Linked DNA regions of Homo sapiens: region 2 is linked to region 1. A link is a loop called in an ENCODE intact Hi-C map of the cell type or tissue named here. Cell type or tissue: CD14-positive monocyte. All regions are shown on one strand. Each heading gives the region's core, and the rest is flanking DNA. Links, peaks and the distances in the headings are about the cores only.

Evidence for each region. Hi-C counts contacts between places; a loop is a spot of excess contacts. Peaks named below come from ENCODE experiments on the same cell type or tissue, not always from the same donor. Only the 100,000 strongest peaks of a DNase experiment are listed, where the experiment ranks them.
Region 2: it touches region 1 in a loop (3-fold over the local background); 9 of 110 quality-filtered maps call a loop at or near these places.

What each region holds. Positions count from the first base shown.
Region 1 is chr17:48,067,862-48,079,456 of GRCh38, forward strand. It overlaps CBX1 (chromobox 1), which reads right to left. Exons shown (of 5, transcript NM_001127228.2): 2 at 9,004-9,180; 3 at 8,140-8,317; 4 at 7,145-7,239; 5 at 2,198-3,718. The coding sequence starts at 9,143. The coding sequence ends at 3,574. Among named protein-coding and RNA genes, the nearest start is that of NFE2L1, 25 kb to the left of the region's middle. In CD14-positive monocyte, for the core only: CTCF peaks have their summits at 6,645 (motif pointing left) and 6,845; a DNase peak (open chromatin) is centred at 6,670.
Region 2 is chr17:47,978,376-47,989,970 of GRCh38, forward strand. CDK5RAP3 (CDK5 regulatory subunit associated protein 3) reads left to right here. Exons shown (of 14, transcript NM_176096.3): 11 at 454-542; 12 at 2,218-2,423; 13 at 2,788-2,959; 14 at 3,062-3,406. The coding sequence ends at 3,127. Among named protein-coding and RNA genes, the nearest start is that of CDK5RAP3, 13 kb to the left of the region's middle. In CD14-positive monocyte, for the core only: CTCF peaks have their summits at 133 (motif pointing right) and 332; a DNase peak (open chromatin) is centred at 176; H3K27ac peaks cover 588 bases.

The sequences.
Region 1 (11,595 bases), core at 2,459-10,458:
TACCAGTACAGGACACCTCAGGTAATAATGATGTCACAATATTAACAAGCTCCCCTTTTCTAATAGTAACTAAGATAATTTATTGCCTCTTTAATTCCTGGGCAGGTCTATGATGGTGCAATTTCATGGAAACCACCCAACAAACATGTTTTTCCACTGCCTGAAGAAATATTCTTTGGCTGGGAGTGGTGGTTCACGCCTATAATCCCAGCACTTTGGGAAGCCAAGGCAGGTGGATCACTTGAGGTTAGGGGTTCGAGACCAGCCTGGCCAACATGGTGAAACCTCATCTCTACCAAAACTACAAAAATTAGCCAGGTGTAGTGGGGCATGCCTGTAGTCCCAGCTACTCGGGAGGCTGAAGCAGGAGAATCGCTTGAACCCAGGAGGCGGAGGTTGCAGTGAGCTGAGATTGTGCCACTGCACTCCAGCCTGGGTGACAGCGAGACTCTGTCTCAAAAGAAAAAACAAAAAACAAAGAAATATTCTCTGAATACTTTCTCAAGCTGACCTAAGATTTGTTGTGCCTACTTATAACAGTTTGAATTTGTGGCCTCAACAATCAAAAAAGTTGATCCTTAAACTACTGATCTAGTAATATGCCAATTGGCTTTTGAAAATAACAAAATTGTGACTACCTAGCTTCAACTCAGTTTTCACTGCATGCCTATCAGTATTACTGTTTTCTCTGGGGGAGAATGATACAGTTTTTACAACAGCTCAGGAATGCCACAAATGACAAGTCAGTCAGTTCCAAAGGTTAAGACCAAAGCTGACTAGCAGTCCATTTGGGATACAAACCAAGGCTGTAGTTTCATTTCAGTGCATCTGATGGTGCAGAACAGAACCAGAACACCTCCACTTAAACTCCCTTAATTAGCTACCGACTGCTGTGCTACTGTCAACCACCACCAGGGCACACACTCAGACCTCTGTGCGGGAAGGCCTGTCTGTGACCCAGACCTTCAGTAAGGCTCCCCAGCTCCACTTATGTCTCCTGAGAACTTTCCTGAGGAGGCTTTCTGAAAAAATTATCTACACATCAGTTTATTTTAAACAAATGCTTTGCACGAGTGAGTAGTACTCAACTGTTACACTGATTTGTTCTCAGTGGAAATCCTATGTCTGTTACAAAAATGACAAGTTGGCCGGATGTGGTGGCTCATTCCTGTAATCCCGCACTTTGGAAGGCCGAGGCGGGCGGATCATGCGGTCAGAAGATCAAGACCATCTTGGCCAACATGGTGAAACCCTGTCTCCACTAAAATACAAAAAATTAGCCGGGTGTGGTGGTGCACGCCTGTAGTCCCAGCTACTCAGGAGGATGAGGCAGGGGAATCGCTGAACCCAGGAGGCGGAGGTTACAGTGAGCTGAGATCGCACCACTGCACTCCAGCCTGGCAACAGAGCAAGACTAAAAAAAAAAAAATAAAAAAAAATAAAGGCAAGTCCAAGGCCAGGCACAGTGGCTCATGCCTGTAATCCCAGCACTTTGGCAGGCCGAGGCAGGTGGATCACCTGAGGTTAGGAGTTCGAGACCAGCCTGGCCAACATGGCAAAACCCCATCTCTACTAAAAAAATTTAAAAATTAGCCAAGTGTGGTGGCACGCGCCTGTAGTCCCAGCTACTCTGGAGGCTGAGGCAGGAGAATCGCTTGAACCTGGGAGGCAGAGGTTGTAGTGAGCCGAGATCACACCACTGTACTCCAGCCTGGGTGACAGCAAGACTCCATCTCAAAAAAAAAAAAAAAAAATCATAGGCAGAAAATGACGTTTTAAATCAGTGCGCAAACACAGGGCCAAATTCCTGGAAAATTTTGGAGAAGTAGATTTTAGCCAAGGTCATATAATCTATTACATACCATAGGCAGGATCTAAACCTAACTTAAAAACCCATGTTTCCAAATATACCATAGTTTGGAAGTGCTATCAGGTCAGAGTGCTCAATAAACTTTTGGCAGTACTGAAGACAGCATGATGCGACCATCTTTACAACCTCTGCAGCAACTGATAAATGCCCAGTAAGTATTTACTAAATTAACATGGTGTGACCACTTAAAGATTCAGGCCAGGCACTAGATTTTCAAGCCTACAGTGTTCAAGAAATAAAACCATTCAAGTGAGGAAGCCATTTCCAACAGGCTGAACCTATAAGGCAAGAAGGGTTCCTGGTAAGACTTAAGACAGAAATCAGGGATTATAAATCTATAGTTTTATTAAGACAAAAACTGACAATGTAGTATGAAGTTTACATTTAAACAAAGTTTACACAGAAATCTAACACATGCCTAAAAGAATTTTACAACGTAGCTCTAGATGCAAGTCTAGACAATATCAAGAACTGATGGTTCTCATGACTCAAGACAGAGCATTTTGGGTATGTTACTTATTAGGATTTCTTAAAAAATTGTTTTGTGTGTGTATGTGTGTGTTTTAAAGTGAACCACTGCCCAATATGAAAGTTTAATCTTCTCCTGAGACCAAGGCTTTTGAAATCACTAAACTCTTGGATCAATTCAGTGAAACTTGTGCTGTCAGTGACTGAACCCTGCCAACAATGGTTTCAGTGTTCAAAGCTCAAAGTAAACGGCTCCAAGAGTTTTCCCCACTAAGAGCATGGGCCCTTGTCTTTCCCTACTGTCTTACCTCCTCTACCACCCTCTTCCTCTTCCTAACACCTCAGCCAGTGGCTTGGATGAACAAGCTGATATTTATAACTTCGTTACTGGAAAAGAAAGGGTCTTCTAATTTCGGGAATTAGCACCTCTAAGGCAGAATGATCTGCTTGTACTGTATACTCTCCAATAAAAGACCTTCCCTCCTCGTCAATTTCCATCTCCAAAATGGCAACTTTGGTAACTTATGAACAGGCTTAGTCCTTTGTGGGAACAGCAATAAGTTTAGGCAGGGAACACCTTGGCTTATAGGTTTCAGACTTTCACAGCTTTTAAACAGTCTCTCACAGTCCTTATTTATGGTGCCAATGACATTTTTTTAAAGGTAAAATATTCTGGACATAGAAGCAAATCATTAGTTGTCTGTTCTTTTCCATTGCTTCACCATTTCCCCTATCAGGCCCCAAATGTTAATCAAAATGATGCTACCCATCTCCCTTTCTCCCCTCCCCATCCCTCCCTCCCCCAAATAATACACCAGTAATAGCCAAAAACTACACACATGCTACGCTGTAAAAATGCAGAGTTAACACTATTGGGAAGAAGGCTGTGGGTTGTGGAGATGCTCTTTGAAGATCTACAGTATTTTTTTGCTCTCCCACACACCCAATTCTGCAAGTTTTGTCCTTCATAGAAGGCCCTTTGCTTTTCGCAGCAAAGTGCAGAAAAGGTTGCCTTGAAACACTTATCCCCTTTCCCCTCCACTGGGATGGGTGTGCAAACTATACAGCTTGAAACGGCTTTAAAGCACTTGGGCTGCTGCAGGGCACAGAAACTATACTGGCTCTTCAAAGGACATCTTCTCAAGCCACCTCTATGGTGTCAAGACAAGTAGAACTCCTTCCCTTCCCACTTGAAACCCACAGTCAGATGTGACAGGGGCTGGTACTCAGGAGCGTTAGTTCTTGTCATCTTTTTTGTCATCATCCTCCGAGGGGTAGGAATGCCACGTCAGCCTTTCCTCATAGAAGGATATGACAACCTGTGGGCACTTGACATTGGCTTCCTTGGCAGGGACCAGGTCAGCCTCATCAGAGTTTTTCCTGCAGAATAAAGCAAAGAGAGACTTTGAGACCAGGTGCTGGTGGTCTATCCTAAGTTGGATAACCCAGGGGACAGTGCTTTAAAAATGGTAATTTTAGAAAAATAGGCTAGGGAACAATGAAAACGTGGCCCAAGCAGCATTTACTGGCAATTGTATGTCAAGTGACATCCTCAGAGTTAACTCTCCTGTTGAAAATTCCCTCTGGGGATTCGTGTATGTCAAAAGCCAGGTCAATGGACTTAACCAATCACATCTGAACATCTGGGCAAGGCCCCAAAAAGCATGACTCTCTAGATTCTCTGAGGGAAGAGAGGATACCTAGATTCTCTGAGGGAAGAGAAGTTACCACACTCCTCCAAAAGCCATATCCCAGCTGATAAGAACCCATGGAGAAATCTTGGCTTTGTAATAGGATTTTTTTTTTTTTTTTTTTGAGACAGAATCTCACTCTGTTGCCCAGCCTGGAGTGCAGTGGCATGATCTCGGATCACCACAACCTCCACCTCCTGGGTTCAAGCGATTTTCCTGCCTCAGCCTCCCCTAATAGCTGGAATTATAGGTGTGCGCCACCACACCCAGCTAATTTTTGTATTTTTAGTAGAGATGGGGTTTTGCCATCTCTACTAAAGATGTTGGCCAGGCTCATCTTGAACTCCTGACATCAGGTGATCCACCTGCCTCAGCCTCCCAAAGTGTTGGGATTACAGGCATGAGCCACCTCGCCCGGCCCGTAATAGGATTAAATACCACATCTGGCATTGGCCAGAGCAAATGAAGATGGACACTTTTTGCATAATCGTAATTACACTGACACTTCCAAATGCTATCCTCGCATAACTTCCAGGTGCTTTGAAATGATGTTTCAACATCGGGAGTAGAAAATGAGGGAGCTGTAGTTTTCTGAATTTTAAAATGTTTTCAAGTGGCTGGCCGCAGTGGCTCACACCTGTAATCCCAGCACTTTGGGAAGCCGAGGCAGGTGGATCACGAGGTCAGATCGAGACCATCCTGGCTAACACGGTGAAACCCTGTCTCTACTAAAAATACAAAAATTAGCCTGGTGTGGTGGCAGGCACCTGTAGTCCCAGCTACTTGGGAGGCTGAGGCAGGAGAATGGCGTGAAACTGGGAGGCAGAGCTTGCAGTGAGCCGAGATCATGCCACTGCACTCCAGCCTGGGCGACAGAGTGAGACTCTGTCTCAAAAAAAAAAAGTTTTCAAAATTTGAAAATCATACACATTATAAGGGAATTAGGAGTAAACTCTTAGGCAGGGAGCAGTAGCTCACGCCTATAATCCCAGCACTTTGGGAGGCCAAGGTGGGCAGGCCCAGGAGTTCAAGACCAGCCTGGTCAACATGGCAAAACCGTGTTGCTACTAAAAATACAAAAATTAGCCAGGCATGGTGGCGTGCGCCTGTAATCCCAACTATTCGGGAGGCTGAGGCACAAGAATCGCTTGAACCTGGGAGGTGGAGGTTGTAGTGAACAGAGATCGCCTCACTGCACTTCAGCCTGGGTGACAGAGCGAGACTCTGTCTCATTTAAAAAAAAAACAAACTCTTATCTTCAGGTTATTAGGAATGTCCTAGACAGAAGCAGTAGCGTAAAGCAAGCAGGAGACACCTGATGACATCTCTGACAAAGCACCACCCCAAATCTCTAGAACCTTAATAACAGGAAATCAGAGCCACATAGTCCCATAGAGCAGAAGAGTAAGCTGATAATGTATGTTTTTGAACAATGGACCCAAGAGAATGGGAGGGAAATGGGAATCTGAAGCATGCTGCCATTTGCTGACAGCTGAACAACACCCTCTGAGTTAAATTTAGTCATTTCACTCCCCAGAAATATTTACTACTTTTAGAAATATACAAAAATCTCTATTCTCCAGTAAAATAACTTTTTAAAATGTACTTTGTCTTATAATCAAATCCAGTTTTAACCTGTAGACAGCAGTGAGTCGGCCAGGTGCAGTGGCTCACGCCTGTAATCCTAGCACCTTGGGAGGCTGAGGTGGGTGGATCACCTGAGGTCAGGAGTTTGAGACCAGCCTGGCCAACATGGTGAAACCCCATCTCTATGAAAAATACAAAAATCAGCCAGGCGTGGTAGCACATGCCTGTAATCCCAGCTACTTGAGAGGCTGAGGCAGAAGAATCATTGAACCCGGAGGGGCGGAGGTTGCAGTGAGCTGAGATCGTGCCACTGCACTCCAGCCTGGGCGAAAGAGTGAGACTGTCTCAAAAAAAAAAAAAAAAAAAAAGACAGTAGTGAGTCAACCAAAGGAGTACAATCTTAAGCAATATGGAGATACTACTGTAACTCACACTGGTCACATGCAGAAAAAGTATATTCTAGCTAAACTGAGTAACTCACAGTATAACTTCTCCCACCCAATAAGCAGCATCTTAAAAATGAACTTTTCTCTTATAGGTTAACAATAAATCAGCTAAAAGAGGGGCAGCTCCAGTAACTGCCTAGGGAATACATAGAAGAGAATAGGTTAGTTAGTTGTGACTCTGGCTTTCAGTGGTGCTAAAGTTAGGCCCCTCCAGCCATACTGTAAAAGAGGATAATTAGTACAGACACGAGTTTCAGAGTAAGTTCTGGACTGACAAAAGGACAAAGCTCCATAGACTGTGTGTGTGTGTGTGTGTTTTAAAGGACAAAGTTTCTAGAATGCTGCCTTCATTGGCAATGGCTTAGAATTATTCCTTCCAAATTTTAAATACAATCATTGAGATCCACTTTGTGGGGAGAATGAGCAAGAAATAGGAAGAATGGCCTTCTTTTGACAGAGTAGGAAAATTACAGAGATTGTTGGGATAACTATCTTCATTAGGCTGTTTCATGGAGTATTACTATCACTGGTATTTATACTCATAATGGAAAAAAGCAGGCTTGCTCTATGCTTGATAGCAGTTAAGGAGCCTTGCTGACCCCTGCTGGCTGATCCTGTAATTGTAGAATCTGCACAAATTGAAAGGGATCCAACAATTAAGGACAAAAGGAAGAACTACAGATTCTTTCCTAACCCTGAGAATTTAGCAGAATTTCTGATTCTGGGGCCAGCCTCATCTTTATTAAGGAGGTGGTAGAAGGAGAGGGTGGTCCAATCACATTTCATTTTCTCCCCCTTTATTTACAGAAGTGAAATGTAATTCCTTCCCACACTCTTTCCACTCTAGATTGTCTCCCACCTCCTAAAAATATGGGCAAAGACCCAAGATTCCTAAGGGCTCCTACCTGTAACTCATGAGTCCAGGGTGGCAGTCAGGCCGAGGGTCACTATCGAAGGACTATGCCATCTTAACAATTTCACACTTGGGTGATTGGAATTTCGAAGGTCCAGCTCTTTTCCTCTGGCATGAAACCAATGGGAGAAGAAAAAAAACAACCACACAGAGCCACTGGCCGACTCACCATTTCATCAGGAACATGAGCTCTCCACTGGAGTCTGTAGCTCCAATAATCCGCTCCGGCTCCAAACCTCGAGCAAAGCCTCGTGGCTTTTCTGACTGTAAAAACAAGATGGGTAGAACAATTTTATCTATATGGGACTATTATCCAGACTGGAACCATTCCTGTGTCTCTGATTAATGTAATCACAAACTCTTTTTTTTTTTTTTTGAGACGGAATCTCACTCTGTCGCCCAGGCTGGAGTGCAGTGGTGCGATCTCGGCTCACTGCAGCCTCTGCCTCCCAGGTTCAAGTGATTCTCCTGCCTCAGCCTCCCAAGTAGCTGGGACCACAGGCACATGCCACCACGTCAGCTAATTTTTTGTATTTTTAGTAGAGACCCAGTTTCTCCGTGTTAGTCAGGATGGTCTTGATCTCCTGACCTTGTGATCCGCCCGCCTCGGCCTCCCAAGGGGCTGGGATTACAGGTGTGAGCCACCGTGCCCGGCCCAATCACAAACTCTTTTGCCAATATTTCACCAATACCTTGGCTCAAGTAAGAGAGCTGTTAGAATCCTTTGGAGTGATTATTCATCAATGTCTGAAGCGCATGAGATTTTCCCTATGTGAAAAGGGACATACAGCCCAAGCAAAATCAATGTTTACAACTATCTCTTCACTCTCAAAAAACAACTTACTTTAAGATACTGATTAAGTCAAAATAGCCACCTCACACCTTTAATGATTAAATATTGAAAACTATTTTTTACAAGAATGAATTCACTTGCCCTTATATCTGTCCCCAGCAAGTTTTCCATTTACTGCTCCTGTACCATGGATAAAAAGTAAGAGATCATGTGGCTTCATGACAGTACACTCTCACTTTGTAGGCATTAGCCTACCTAAGATTTCAGGACTAAGAAGAGACAGCTGCTAATATCAGGGAAGAAGCAGAACAAAACTACTTTGACAGTAGTTTGAATTGTGGGCTAGTAAAAATTCTTACTTCTATTCTTACCTCTTCTTTCTTCTTCTTTGGTTTGCTCTCCTCTCCCTTATCTTCAGAATCAGAATCAGCTTTGCGCTTGCCTCCCTCTGATTTATCTGTCTCATGTGCTGTTTTCTGTGACTGCAGAAACTCAGCAATGAGGTCGGGGCAATCCAGGTTCTCTTCTGGCTCCCATGTGTTGTCCTCACTGAAACCAGAGGGCACAGCAAGTCACACTTTCACTCAAATAAGTATACTCATACTAAGGATAATCGTAAGAGGACAAGACCTCAGATGTCTATGGAAAAGCTGAAATTCTTGGGGAATGGGGAAGCTTTTTAGTATAAATAGAAAGCTAAGAAACTGGCTTCCTTCAAAGGCAAATGACTTTTATTTGTCAATTTAAATTGGTCTGTAGCCACACACAAAACTGTTTCTCAGCAATCACTATGGGCTGGGTACAGTGGCTCATGCTTGTAGTCCCAACACTTTGGGAGGCCCAGGTGGGAGGACTGCTTGAGGCCAGGAGTTAAGAGACAAACCTGGGCAACTAAGCGAGACATGGTGGTGCATGCCTGTGGTACCAGCTACTTAGAAGGCTGAGGTGGGAGGATACCTTGAGCCTGGGAGGTTGAGGCTGCAGCGAGCTATGACTGCACCACTGTACTCCAGCCTGGGTGACAGAGCGAGACCTCGTCTCAAAAGAAATAATTTTTAAAAAGAAGTCATTCTGCTTTGTATTATAAGCAGTAGGCCATATTCCTAATTAAACAATAAGCCATGAAGGTGGGGACTGAGTCACACTGTATCCATCATAGCACTGGAGGTCTCATACATCTCTAGACTCCTGATAAACACGTGGTGGCTACATTTACCTGTGTCAGTGAAACTTACTCTGAGAATCCCTTCCACTTTAGGAGGTACTCCACTTTGCCCTTTACCACTCGACGGTCGAGAACTTTTTCCACCACATATTCCTCTTCCTCCTCTTCTAGCACCTCCTCCACTTTCTTCTTGTTTTGTTTTTTCCCCATAGTGCCCGCCAGCTTTCTGGTGTAAAGGGTGACGCTGCTAAAATGATAAATGAAATAAAAAGGGCATTAGGGAGCACTCTTATTGGTTAGATAATATCTGGATGGTAAGAAAACCAGGGACATGACAGGTGATAATATTGTATGCTGCTTATAGTAAGTGTTAGGCTTCTTCTCACACTCGATACAAAATAGTTTTCTGATATGTCCAGCCAGAAAGCTCATAAAACAGCCCCAATTAATCTTACAGCAAACTTTTTTTTTTTTTTTGAGAGACGGAGTCTTGCTCTGTTGCCCAGGCTGGAGTGCAAAGTGGCGCAATCTCGGCTTACTGCAACCTCCGCCTCCTGGGTTCAAGCGATTCTCCTGCCTCAGCTTCCCAAGCAGCTGGGACTACAGGCGTGTGCCACCAAGCCCAGCTAATTTTTGTTGTTTTTTTTTTTGTTTTTTTTGTTTTTTTTTTTTTAGTAGAGACGGGATTTCACTATGTGTTGGCCAGGTTGGTCTCGAACTCCTGACCTCAGGTGATCCACCTGCCTCGGCCTCCCAAAGTGTTGGAATTACAGGCATGAGCCACCACGCCTGGCCTTCACAGCAAACTTCTTTATTCTTGTGTATCCATTTAAAACTTTTATACCCATTCTTGGTAATTTTAAAAGGCTCCCAATACTCCTTTTACCATAAAGCATGGTAGCTAGGGCCAGGCGTGCAGGCTCACATCTGCAATCCCAGCATTTTGGAAGGCCCAAGTGGGAGAATTCCTGAAGCCCAGTAGTGTGTGACCAGCCTAGGCAACACAGCAAGACTCCATCTTCACAAAAAAACCGTTGTAAAAGAGCACGGTAGCTAAAATATTGCATTAAATTGAAAGGCTGGGTGCAGTGGCTCACACCTATAATTCTAGCACTTTGGGAGGCCGAGGCGGGCAGATCACCTGAGGTCAGGGGTTCAAGACCATCCTGGCCAACATGGCGAGACCCTGTCCCTACTAAAAATACAAAAATTAGCCAGTCGTGAGCCAAGATCGCACGACTGTACTCCAGCCTGGGCAACAGAGTGAGACACTGTCTCAAAAAAAAAAGAAAAGCAGTCCTCCTAAAAATGTGCACATATCAATAAAACTTACATATTACTCTCTGACTCATACTTTCTCCTATTCCAAGTTTTCCTTTTCATCAAAGTACTGGATTTGAATTTGTTTTTTTTTTTTGAGATGGAGTCTTGCTCTGCCCCCAGGCTGGAGTGCAGTGGTGCAATCTCAGCTCACTGCAAGCTCCGCCTCCTGGGTTCACACCATTTTCCTGCCTCAGCCTCCTGAGTAGCTGTGACTACCGGCGCCCGCCACCACGCCCAGCTAATTTTTTGTATTTTTAGTAGAGACGGGGTTTCACCATGTTAGCCAGGATGGTCTCGATCTCCTGACCTCATGATCCGCCTGCCTCGGCCTCCCAAAGTGCTGGGATTACAGAGCTGAGCCACCATGCCCAGTCTGTTTTTGTCTTTTTGAGACGGAGTCTCAACTCTGTGAGCTGGGCTGGAGTGCAATGGTGTGATCTCAATTTACTGCAACCTCTGCCTCCCGGGTTCAAGCGATTCTCCTGCCTCCACCTCCCGAGTAGTTGGTTTTACAGGTGCCCGCCATTACGCCTGGCTAATTTCTATATTTTTAGAAGAGACGGGGTTTAACCACGTTGGCCAGGCTGGTCTTCAACTCCTGACCTCGTGATTTGCCTGCCTTGGCTTTCCAAAGTGCTGGGATTACAAGCGTGAGCCACCGTGCCTGGACTTTTTTTTTTTTTTTTTTTTTTGAGACGGAGTCTCACTCCAGCCCAGGCTGGAGTGCAGTGGCACAATCTCGGCTCACTGCAACCTCTGCCTCCCGGGTTCAAGTGATTCTCCTGTCTCAGCCTCCTGAGTAGCTGGGACTACAGGTGTGAGCTACCACGCCCGGCTAATTTTTGTATTTTTAGCAGAGACAGGGTTTCACCAACGTTGGTCAAGCTGCCAGGCTGGTCTCAAACTCGTGACTTCGTGATTCACCCGTGCTGGCCTCCCAAAGTGCTGGGATTACAGGCGTGAGCCACCGAACCCAGCTCCAGCCCCGGCCCCGCACCTCCCCCTCTTTGAGATGGAGTCTCACTCCAGCCGGGCTGGAGTGCAGTGGCACAGTCTTGGCTCACTGCAACCTCCGCCACCTGGGTTCAAGTGATTCTTTTGCCTCAGCCTCCTGAGTAGCTGGGACTACAGGTGTGTGCCACCATGCCCAGCTAGTTTTTGTTTTTTTAGTAGAGACAGGGATTCGCCATGTTGGCCAAGCTGGTCTCGAACTCCTGACCTCAAGTGATCCACCCGCCATGGCCTCCCAAAGTGCTGGGATTACAGGCATGAGCCACTGTGCCCAGCCATGTTCTCTTGTTCTTTATGCAGTCTTTTCTGAATTGAACTTACGATTCAC
Region 2 (11,595 bases), core at 1-8,000, 92 kb before region 1:
AGGTTCTTAAAAGTTGAGAGTTTAGAAACTCTCAACTTTTTAGAGACCACATGTGGGCCAGCTGTTATGGTAGGAGGGCTCTAGGGGGATCGGGGCCCTGGAGTGTGACATGACCCCCGCCCCAACAGCAGAGAAGACGTAGTGGTGTCTGAGCCACTAGAGGGCGGTGCAGGATGAAACTTTACCTCCTGCGGTCCACCAGAGCAGAGAGCCGGCCTTTCTACCCCTCTGAACCCAGCTCTGGTCCTCCTCTCAGTCTGGGAGTTGGAAAGTGGTACCTGATTAGAGCTGAGACACCTGGGACAAGGTAGCCTTCCCCCTTGGATTAGAACAAGAAGTGGCTTTAGCACAGTGAGTCTGTCCGTATTAATCCTCCAGGGCTTCTCACACTTGAGGGTCTTTTCCTTCTCCAGTCCTCTGATCCTTTATCACTTCTCTGTCTCTTCCTGGCAGCTCCAGAAGGTGTTGCCAGGGGCCCAGATGCCCTGACACTGCTTGAATACACTGAGACCCGGAATCAGTTCCTTGATGAGCTCATGGAGGTACTGTCATCTCTGGAAGATGCAGGGGGGAGGCATGGCACCAGCACAGGTGGCTTCACTCCAGATGCCTGACCTGACCCCTCCTGTTTGTGTGAAGGGTGTGAGTGCTATTTGTGTCCTACAGCAGGAGCCTCACGTATTAGATGCCTCCTATTCATCCAGTTACTTATCAGGTACCTCCTAGGCACCTGGCACTACCTTAGGCACCAGAACTTGGGTGGTGAATAAGACAGTCAAAGTCCTTGACCTCATGGAGCTTATATTCTAATGGGGAATGCAGACTGGAAAGAAGATAAATAAATAAAATATGCAGGATGCTAGATGGCACCAAATGCCACGGAGAAAGAGAAAGTAGGGGAGGATGACGAGGATGTTGGAAAGGGCTATGGTTTTGTATCTGGTGGTCAGGGAAGGCCTCATTGAGAAGGTGACCTGTAATCAAGACTGCAGGCGGTGCAGAGAGAACCATGCAGATGTCTGGCAGAAGGGCTTCCCAGGCAGAGAGAGCAAGTGCAGAGGTCCCGAGGTGGGAGCAGACCTTGCACAGTTGACCAGCAACATGGAGGCTGGTGTGGCTGAGGAGAGAGAGCTGGTGGGGAGTAGAAGAGCTCAGAGATGTAGCGTCTGAACCTTGGTTTGCCTCTGAGTGAACTGGGAAGCTGTTGGAGGTTTCGAGCAGGTTAGGAACATGATCTCATTTGTGTTTAAGGACGATCCCTGTGGCTAAGGTGTTGAGCAGCCCAGCGTAAGGAGCCAGCGTTCTTGGACCTTTGTTGTAAGGCTGGGAGGACGGGGTCCTGTCTTTGTTAATCTCTGTATCTGCTCCCTTCCCAGTAGCCTGCTGGTTCGGAGAGCCTCCTGAAAGTTCTGTCCTCACCCAGTTCTCTCCTCTTTCTGCCCAGAGGCTCCTCCCAGCCTCAAGGGGAGAGGACAAAAGATATCTGTGAAGTTTTAACGGCAGAATAGGATTGATAAGTTAATATGGCTGGCTCTTGTATTCTTTTCAGCCTTGCCTTAATCCAGTGCTTCTCAAACATGTATTTCTGTTCCCTGAATCTCATTCCTCCCATGGAGACAAAATAAATACCTTCCCTGGGCAGAGAGAACCCTTTGAGTCTCTGTATTCTCAGTTATCTGATCCCAGGCTGGGGAGAAAGGACAGAGGTCTGGGGTTAGGATGAGATAGGAGGTGGGGACTGAAGGGTGACAGTAGTCTCTCCTAGCGCTTACAGTGTTCAGAGGAAACTCCTTACCCAGAGTCTAGCCCTCATGTCTCATTTTTGCATTTCGAGTAGTCCGAGGGCTTAGATTCTGAGTTCTTCTCTCAGTTTGAACCAATTTATCTTCTTTTTTTCTTTCTTCCTTTTTTTTTAAAAAGAGTTTCTCTGTCGCCCAGTCTGGAGTGCAGTGCAGCAATCATAGCTCACTATAACCTCAAACTCCTGGGCTCAAGTGATCCTCCCGCCTCAGCCTCCTGAGTAGCTGGGACTACAGGCATACACCACCATGTTTGGCTAATTTTAAACATTTCTGTAGAGACAGGGTCTCATCGTTTCCCAGGCTGGTCTTGAACTCCTGGCCTCAAGCGATCCTCCTGCCTTGGCCTCCCACAGTGCTGGAATTGCAAGTGTGAGCCATCATGTACAGCCTGAACCAATCTTTCTTCTGTCCTCAGCTTGAGATCTTCTTAGCCCAGAGAGCAGTGGAGTTGAGTGAGGAGGCAGATGTCCTGTCTGTGAGCCAGTTCCAGCTGGCTCCAGCCATCCTGCAGGGCCAGACCAAAGAGAAGATGGTTACCATGGTGTCAGTGCTGGAGGATCTGATTGGCAAGCTTACCAGTCTTCAGCTGCAACACCTGTTTATGATCCTGGCCTCACCAAGGTCTGGCTTCCCCTTGATGCAAGGCTCTGCCATCTTGAGCAGCTCTGCCTCCTTGTATTCCTCCTCTTGTTCCATGACCCCTTAAACCCCATCCCTGCCTCCTGGCCATTGCCATCCACTGGGGATAGGGGTTCTCTTTGGGACAAGAGGGGGAGGTTTCACATATACAGGAAGAATCTGCTTGCTTCCTGAGTAGGACAGGGGAACTGGGAGTGGGTTTTCCTTAAAAGGAAAGGGTTTAAGGATGTGAGGGTAAGCGGCCAGTTGGGGGTTTGGTTTCCCGAGCCTCTCACCTCCCCAGCAGCTGAATGGGAATGCTCAGGATGCACAGCTAACCCAGCACTCACCTGAGTGCCCCGCACAGGTATGTGGACCGAGTGACTGAATTCCTCCAGCAAAAGCTGAAGCAGTCCCAGCTGCTGGCTTTGAAGAAAGAGCTGATGGTGCAGAAGCAGCAGGAGGCACTTGAGGAGCAGGCGGCTCTGGAGCCTAAGCTGGACCTGCTACTGGAGAAGACCAAGGAGCTGCAGAAGCTGGTGAGATGGGAAAGGGAGGCCTGCCAGTGGGAGGACTCCCAGTCTGTGCAAAATGAGGCCCTGAGCACCCCTGCTTCTGCCCACTTGGTATCACTCTTTCAGATTGAAGCTGACATCTCCAAGAGGTACAGCGGGCGCCCTGTGAACCTGATGGGAACCTCTCTGTGACACCCTCCGTGTTCTTGCCTGCCCATCTTCTCCGCTTTTGGGATGAAGATGATAGCCAGGGCTGTTGTTTTGGGGCCCTTCAAGGCAAAAGACCAGGCTGACTGGAAGATGGAAAGCCACAGGAAGGAAGCGGCACCTGATGGTGATCTTGGCACTCTCCATGTTCTCTACAAGAAGCTGTGGTGATTGGCCCTGTGGTCTATCAGGCGAAAACCACAGATTCTCCTTCTAGTTAGTATAGCGGACTTAATAAAAGAGGAAAAAACTCTTGCTTCAGTACTGACAGTTCCTTATGCTGCTTCTCTGAGCCTGCAGTTGAGGCTTCGCACCTGTTTTCGTGGGGTTCTTGATCCAGGTGGGCTCCCTGATCCAGGTGGGCTCCCCAGGCCATCAGCTGTCACTGTGGAGCCCCAAGTTGAGGACTTTTCCCCTTTGCTTCTGGTGATAAAGAGGACCCCACATCTACAAATGGTTCAGTAAGGGGCTCTGGGATGGCTACGTGTGGGCCCCTTTCCATAACCAGGCCCAGGCCGCCCGACTCAGGCCAGAAGCCCTGGGGGAGCGGTCAAGCAGCAGCCTTGTTGGAGCCAGCAAAGCTGCATTTTCCTTTTAATCACAGCTTACCTCCAGGCAGAGGGAAAATGCGGTTTGGGGAGGAAGGGTCTGATAAACAAGGTGGAGACAGGAGCTGTCACCTTCCCTGGCTGCCTGTCCACTTCCTGCCCATAACTGCCCGCTCTGTGATCGGATAGAGCCCACCCCAGGATAGCAGCCCTCTCCCAAGCCACCTACCCATCCCCATTTCCCAGGAAGGGTAGGGGTTGGGGGTGGCTGGCAATTCGATTTTAATTTCATAGCAGAGCAGTTGATTCATGGCTCTTTGTCGCTGGCGTTGACTCCCGTAATGACTTTCCATCAAAATGAAAAGTGGAGTGACACCACTCATTATTCCTGCTGCTTGTTATCTCAGTTCTGGGGAGGGCCACCCCCTCCCCACTGCCTTTCAGCCGTCCTGGACAGTGAGTGATGGCGCCTATTAATCACCGACCCCGCGGACTCCAGCCAAAGGAGAGAGAGATAAGGCAGCATGAACTGCTCGAAGCCGTTCCTATCAATTAATGTCAACCCACCACTTCCCCCCAATCTTTGCCTGGTCACCTCTTTCTGGGGGATCAGGGGCTGAAATGAGAAGTCCGGGAATTGGAAAAATATTGGTGTTGAACATGGAGGTAAGACTCCGCAGACTAGCAGGGTATAGAGGAGGTAAGTGGACTGCACTCTGGCCTCAACACTCAGGAGGGATGCTCTTGGCTTAGGGAACTGCCTGCTGCTCTTGGTCCCTCTCCCTCTGGGAGATTGCCTTCTAGCTCCTGCCCCACCTGTTCAGCTGCTGGCTCCGTTGGCCATCTGGCCAGCCTCTTGCAGTAGCAGTCAGTTCACTGAGGCATACTACCCTTGCCCACTCTAATGTCCTTTGCCCAGTCACCAGCTGTTACGCAGACTCCATTGCTTACAGCAATGGAGCTTCAGGGAGAAACCCCGTGGACCAGGTGACCATGGCAGACCGGGTTCAGGCCTCCAAAGCTTCTGCCCCTGCGCTTGCAGATGAGCACCTGACCTGCTTTCCCAGCCCTGCCTAAGGTCAGCGAGGGGAAGCAGTGCTCACTGAGGTTTGGCTATTTTCCCAGGAAGGGAAGTGGGTTTAGATAGAGTTTTCTCAGCTGATTTTGGCCCCCTTGGTAAGCAGTGTGGTTAGGCCACTGCTCTGGATCAGAGATACTAGGTGACTGCTTAACAGGTGACATCAAGGCCCACCCTGATCCCCAGGCTGAGGCAAGTGGTTTCATGAAAGCCTTTAACTCGATAACATTGGGTTTGTTCTCCAGAACCTTTAGCCTCCCTTTCCTTTACCGCCGCCTGCTTCCTGAGTCCAGCCCTCCTGGCCATGCTGAAGGCACTGAAGGGATCCACCCGGCTGGTTCTCCCTGGCAAGAGCAGCTCTGTGTCTTTCAGGTCTGCCTCCAGCTTCCCTGAGCTTCACTGGTTGTATTTGGGTTCCTGCTTGTGTATCTCAGAATGCCCTCAGAAGTCGTTGTAGGGACAGAATGAGTTAAGATATGCAGAGCTCTTAGAACGCTGCCTGGTGCGGAGGAGGCTCTTGGTGGACATGTGTGAGCTCTTATTTTTGGTTTGGGGAACCATGATGAGGACTCTCCATCCTGGCCTAACTTGTCTTCTTGGAAAGGAGAGGTGAGGGGCTTTAGGGGAGCTTGAGACCAAGTTTCAAGCAGTCAGGTTGAAACTTCCCTCTTTCAGGGAAAGAGGGAAGCGGTGCACCAAGATTACACCCTCAGAATCCTTAGTTTGATGTGAATTATGCTGCCAAGAGCACACTATACTTTTGTGTTGACTTTTATCCCACCTCTTTCCAGAGAGGATTTAAGGCAACGCCTCTCACTACTTGGCTAAGACTCCTCACCCGGCTTCAGATAAGGAAGCAGCGAGTCACCTTTCCAAAATTCTCTGCTTGCTAAATCCAGCCATGGCTCAGCCCCACTCACTGCCTCTCTGCCCAAACATTGCCTCTCTCCCTGCGTCAGTTCTACCGTGTCCTCTCCGGTGTGGTTCTCTTTATAGACCACAAAAGTAGGATCCCTTTGCACTGCAGCCTGCAGTGGCTGACTGTGAACATGGGATAAGTGGAGTGCTAAGGCTCGTTCATCTGGGCCCCAGCGGTCCACCCCCTGTGCCCCTCTGAGGGCCTGCCAGTATCATGGGGAGTCTGGCACATCTAGAATTCCTTTCCTATTGCCAGTTCAGAGCAGGGAACAAGCTGCATCATTCAGAGTGAACATCTCCTCACCCATCTAAAGAATTAACCTGCTCTGGAGACCTGGCCGGGAGTTGAGGACAAAAGAAAGGCACATCCCCAGCCTTTGGGAGCAGAAGCCAACCTTGCTGGAGCTCCTCACATGCACCTCCCAACCACCATTAATTCCCCAGAATTAATGGTTGCGTACAGTTTCTCCCCAGAAACCCAGGTCCTGTGGCTCTTCTCTGCCTTTTCATACACTCCTACCTGTTCTGTTAATGATTTTTATTTCATCTGTTTTTAAAACTTATTATTTTTGAGACAGTTTTGCTCGTCACCCAGGCTGGAGTACACTGGCGCGATCTCGGCTCACTGCAACCTTTGCCTCCCGGGTTCAAGCGATTCTTCTGCCTCAGCCTCCCAAGTAGCTGGGATTACAGGTGCAGTAGAGCCTGGGTTTCACAGCATTGGCCAGGCTGGTCTTGAACTCCTGACCTCAGGTGATCCACCCACCTCGGCCTCCCAAAGTGCTGGTATTACAGGCATGAACCACCATGCCTGGCCTAAACTTATTTTATTTATTTATTTTTTTTTTGAGACAGAACCTCACTCTGTCACCCAGGCTGGAGTGTAGTGGCGTGATCTTAGCTCACTGCAAGCTCTGCCGCCCAGGTTCAAGCGATTCTCCTGCCTCAGCCTCCCGAGTAGCTGAGATTACAGGCACCTGCCACCACGCTCAACTAATTTTTGTATTTTTAGTAGAGACATGGTTTCGCCATTGGTCAGGCTGGTGTTGAACTCCTGACCTCATGATCCACCCGCCTCAGCCTCCCAAAGTGCTGGGATTACAGGCGTGAGCCACCGTGCCTGGCAACCTAAACTTATTTTTTAATAGAGACAGGGTCTCACTATGTTGTCCAGGCTGATCTCAAACTCCTAGCCTCAAGGGATCCTCCTGCCTCAGCCTCCCAACGTGCTGGGATTACAGGTGTGAGCCACCTCATTGGGCCTATTTAATCTAATTGCCACTTGTTTGATCTCTTTCCCAACTCCTGTACATGCACATACAAAATTTAATAAAAGTGATAGGAAGACAAACATGTAATACAGTGTGTTGGTGATTAGCACGTTCTTGAGATCTGGACTGCCTGGGTCAAACTCTGTCTCTGTTCTTACTCCCTTGGGCAAGTTGCTGGACCTCTCTGCCTCATTTCCTTCACCTGTAAAATGAAGACGAAGACCTTGGGTAGGAAGCTGTGGTGAGCATGCACACCACTTAGAACAGTGCCTGGAGGCCGGGCGCAGTGGCTCATGCCTGTAATCCCAGCACTTTGGCAGGCCAGGGCAGGCGGATCATCTGAGGTCAGGAGTTCCAGACCAGCCTGGCCAACATGGTGAAACCCCGTCTCCACTAAAAACACCAAAAATTAGCCAGCATAGTGGCAGGCACCTGTAATCCCAGCTATTCAGGAGGCTGAGACAGGAGAATCGCTTGAACCCAGGAGACGGAGGTTGCAGTGAGCCGAGATCGCGCCATTGCACTCCAGCCTAGGCAACAAAAGTGAAACTCCGTCTCAAACAAAAACAAAAACAAAAAAACAGTGCCTGGCACAGTAAGGCTCAGACTAGCTGTTGTGAGAGGGCGGTGGGGTGGAAATACCCTCAGCTGAGGTTAGAAAGTTGTGTTCTAGGCCGGGCGTGGTGGGTCACGCCTGTAATCCCAGCACTTTGGGAGGCTGAGGCAGGTGGATCATGAGGTCAGTAGTTCGAGACCAGCCTGGCCAGTACAGTGACACTCCGTCTCTACTAAAAATACAAAAATTACCTGAGCGTGGCGACATGCACCTGTAGTCCCAGCTACTCGGCAGGAGAATCGCTTGAACCCAGAGGCGGAGGTTGCAGTGAGCCAAGATCTCGTCACTGCACTCCAGCCTGGGTGACAGAGCAAGACTTTGTCTCAAAAGAAAAAAGAAAGTCGTGTTCTGGTGCCCCATATTCCAACATGTCCCAAATCAAAGCCATTGTCCACACCCACACTGCATCTCTCTTTATTTCCTGACAGTTTCATCAGTGGTGTCCTGGGCTCTGCTGGCTGCTCTTTCTAATCCACCCTGGGCCTTTTCACCCTAGTCATTTCCCTGCTTAGAAACTCTGAGGCTCTGTAGTGCCCCAAATTCCTAGAGTAGCAGCCGCCAAGCCCTGCATAATTGGAACCCCACCAGCCTTTTCAGCCTGGGCTACCCACCCAAGACATCAAATCCACATGTGTCCTCGAGGCCCCATCCTTTACTCGGCTCCCTCCAAACCATCTTGACCCCCGATTCAGATGAGGCCCAAATGCATCTCTGTGGACATCTCCAGTTGTCCCTGCAGAATTAGTCACTCCATCCCTCAGCAGCATCCTGCAGCCCCATGCAGATATCCTTAGGAGGGGGGAGCTCTTATTTATTGTGTTATATGCCTTCCTGAAGTGCCTGCCCACTGAGCTGCTTGCGGGCAGGAATGGTGTCTTGACCACATTTATGTCTCTCTTGGAGTATCAAACGTTAGCTTCTCTGAACTTTAATTGTCTTAATGCTCTCTAAAATGACTTTGACCTCTGACATATTATGATCATGTGGCTTACAAGTTAACACAAAGGAAGAGTCTCACGAAGCACAAGAAGTTTGGGAAGAAAATTGGGGTTAAGTCAGCTTTTTAAATGGACTGATGGCCAGGTGGGGTGGCTTACGCCTGTAATCCCAGCACTTTGGAGGCCGAGGCGGGAGGATCACTTGAGCCCAGGAGTTCGAGACCAGCCTGGGCAGAGTGCCTGCCTACCCCGAGGATCATTTCTGGGCCTCATCTCTCCTCTTTCACTGTTTGGTTGAGGACATTTCTGGAGAGGAAAGTAGAGGGCTATTGTCCCATCCTTTTGGAGATATCATTGCTTCATAGAGTTAGGTTTGCTATCAAAGCTGGGGCCTCCTCCCTGTCTGAATACCACCATCTGCTGGGCTTTGAGCAAGCCGTTCTGCCCTCTGAGCAATCGGGCCCGAGGAGCTGCGTCCAGGGTAGCTGTCCCGCCTGGCAGAGCCTGAGCCCAGCAGGAGGGCATCAAGGCTGCTGCAGGCGTGTAGAGCCCGGGGGCACCAGCTGACCCGGATCTGCCTGTGTCCTCCAGATGCCCTTCCTCCCTGGTGACTGCCAGGGCCTCTCTGAGTAAATTGGCCCTGAGTAAACTCTTACTTAGCCAGCCCGCCACCCTCCTCTCATTCCCCAGGCTTCAAAGAAAACCAGTTTGAATATTTAAACTTCTCCTGTGTATCTAATAAAAAGTTCTGCACTACTTAACGCCCCAGCTATCCATTACTGTCGGGAGCTGCTCTCTCCCTCCCAGCATTCCCCTCCCTCCCTCTCGCCCAAACCACGAGCATGGCAAAGCCATTTGTCAAACCGCTCCCGCCACTGGCTGCGCTTGGCTGTGTCTGAAAGGACAAGCCGCCCCACAGGGGAAGGTGGGAATGAATAAAGGGGCTATGCAAATTGCTGCTTAATCTGCAGAGAAACACCCAGGCTTTGGGGAGACGCTCATTACTTCTTTTAACTGTGATTAACGGGCAAATTAAACCCAAGCCCTTAACTCTCTCCTGGCAGAGGACTTGAACGCAGAGCCCTGGGCCAGTGAGGTTGGAGGGAGGTAGTTGCATCTGTACCTGGGGACCAGGACCGAGGAGCATCCGCACTGCCCCTTAACCCTGGTAGAAGGGAGGGGAACCCCAAATGCCTGAGGGCAGACCCAGCACAACTAATCTTAAAGCACAGGGAAGGAAGAACTTAGTTCTTTCAGAAGACAGTTCTGTCTGTCATTCAAGAAAAAGCAAAGTCAGGTTGGGCATGGTGGCTCATTCCTGTAATCCCAGCACTTTGGGAAGCTGAGGCAGGTGGACTGCTTGAGCCCAGGAGTTCGAGACCAACCTGGACAACATAGCAAAACCCCGTCTCTACAAGAGATACAAAAAATTAGCCGGATTTGGTGGCCTGCACCTGTAGTCCCAGCTACTGTGGAGGCTGAGGTGGGAGGGTCACCTGAGTCCAGGAGGCAGAGGCTGCAGCGAGCCAAGATCACACCACTGCACTCCAGCCTGGGCGACAGAGACCCTGAATCAAAAAAAAAAAAAAAAAAAAAGTAACATGGAGGACAGGCACAGTGGCTCACACCTGTAATCCCAGCACATTGGGAGGCCAAGGCGGGTGGATCACTTGAGGTCAGGAGTTTGAGGCCAGCCTGGCCAACATGCTGAAACCCCATCTCCACTAAAAATACAAAAAAAAAAAAAAGCAAAGTCACTGGTCCCTTGAATTTGCTTCCATCCTTCCCCTCCCCCCACACACACATACACACACACACAAAAACCCTGGGAGAATTTCTTAGACCTCAAGTGCCAAAACATGTCAAGGGTGTGGCTAAAGTGGCTTTAGCCACAAACTGAGTTGCTGGTCAGACCAGCCCCAAGTCTGGTGCTGGAAAAGTGTGTTTAAGGAGCCTCCAGATGTTCAACTCCAAAAATGACCTTGAGATGTATTAACCAGGGAGGTGAGGAAGCAGGAGGTGGGGGAGCTGAGTGTGCTTCTGGAAGGGGAGACACTGGGAATGGCCCTGCGCTGGCCATACGGGTTACAAGCACACACCCTACAAGGGGTCAAAGAGCCAAGGCAGCTCTCTTCATTCCTTATCCATCTGTGGGTTTTGGTTTTGGTTTTGAGGTAAGACATACATAGAATAAAATGTATCATTTTAACCTTTTTTGAGCGTACAGTTCAGTGACATTCACATTGCTGTACCACCATCATCACTATCCATTCTGTTTTTGCAGAATATTGAGCCATCCTAGGAGACCTGTAATCACCTCTAACAAACAGCAACAATGGAGGCAGGGCCCTGTAGCTAGAAGAGTTCTGTGTGAAATCCAGAAAATTGGAGAACGCCCACAGGAGCCCCGGGAGATTGAAATAGAGGCCTGCCGTTCAGGAGGCAGGTTTGGGAGGAAATCCTGCAGAGATTCCCCATTAAACACAGATTTCCCCTAAGCTTGAGCGATTAGGAGGTGAAAGATGACATACAATGGTGACAGACTGTCTGTCAACCTGATAGGGCCGAGGAGAGACACGGCCCCGTATTTTATTTTGTCGTGGAGTCGATCAGTAGGTCTGTCATAGAAACTAGCCCTGACAGCTCGCTCAACAACTCTGCTCTCTTTTCTTAACTCTTGAAGCCCAGCTCCACCATCTATTAAAACATCCTGGGCTGTCAGGGATATTAAAAGGCTCTGTCACTCTTTCTTAAAACAGTCATAAATACAATCTGGACACCAGCATTTGGGCAGGAGCCCCAGCATTGAGTGGGAAGAGGCAACAGCAGGTATGCCTGCCTTTCTTGACAGCCTGGGCTTTGGCATTGTTCAAATAGGGACCATGGACTTACCTCCTTTTTCTCTCTGTAGATGGAGGAATCATGGCCTTCTCTGATATCATGGATGCCTGGTATTTTGAAACAACTGTTCTTGACCACAGGATGTAGTCTTTGGTAAATGCAACCACAACTCTCAGCTTATCTCTGGCTCCTCATGCACCTAAACCACACCTGTTCCGAATGCCTACCTAAGGGAGTCTGGTT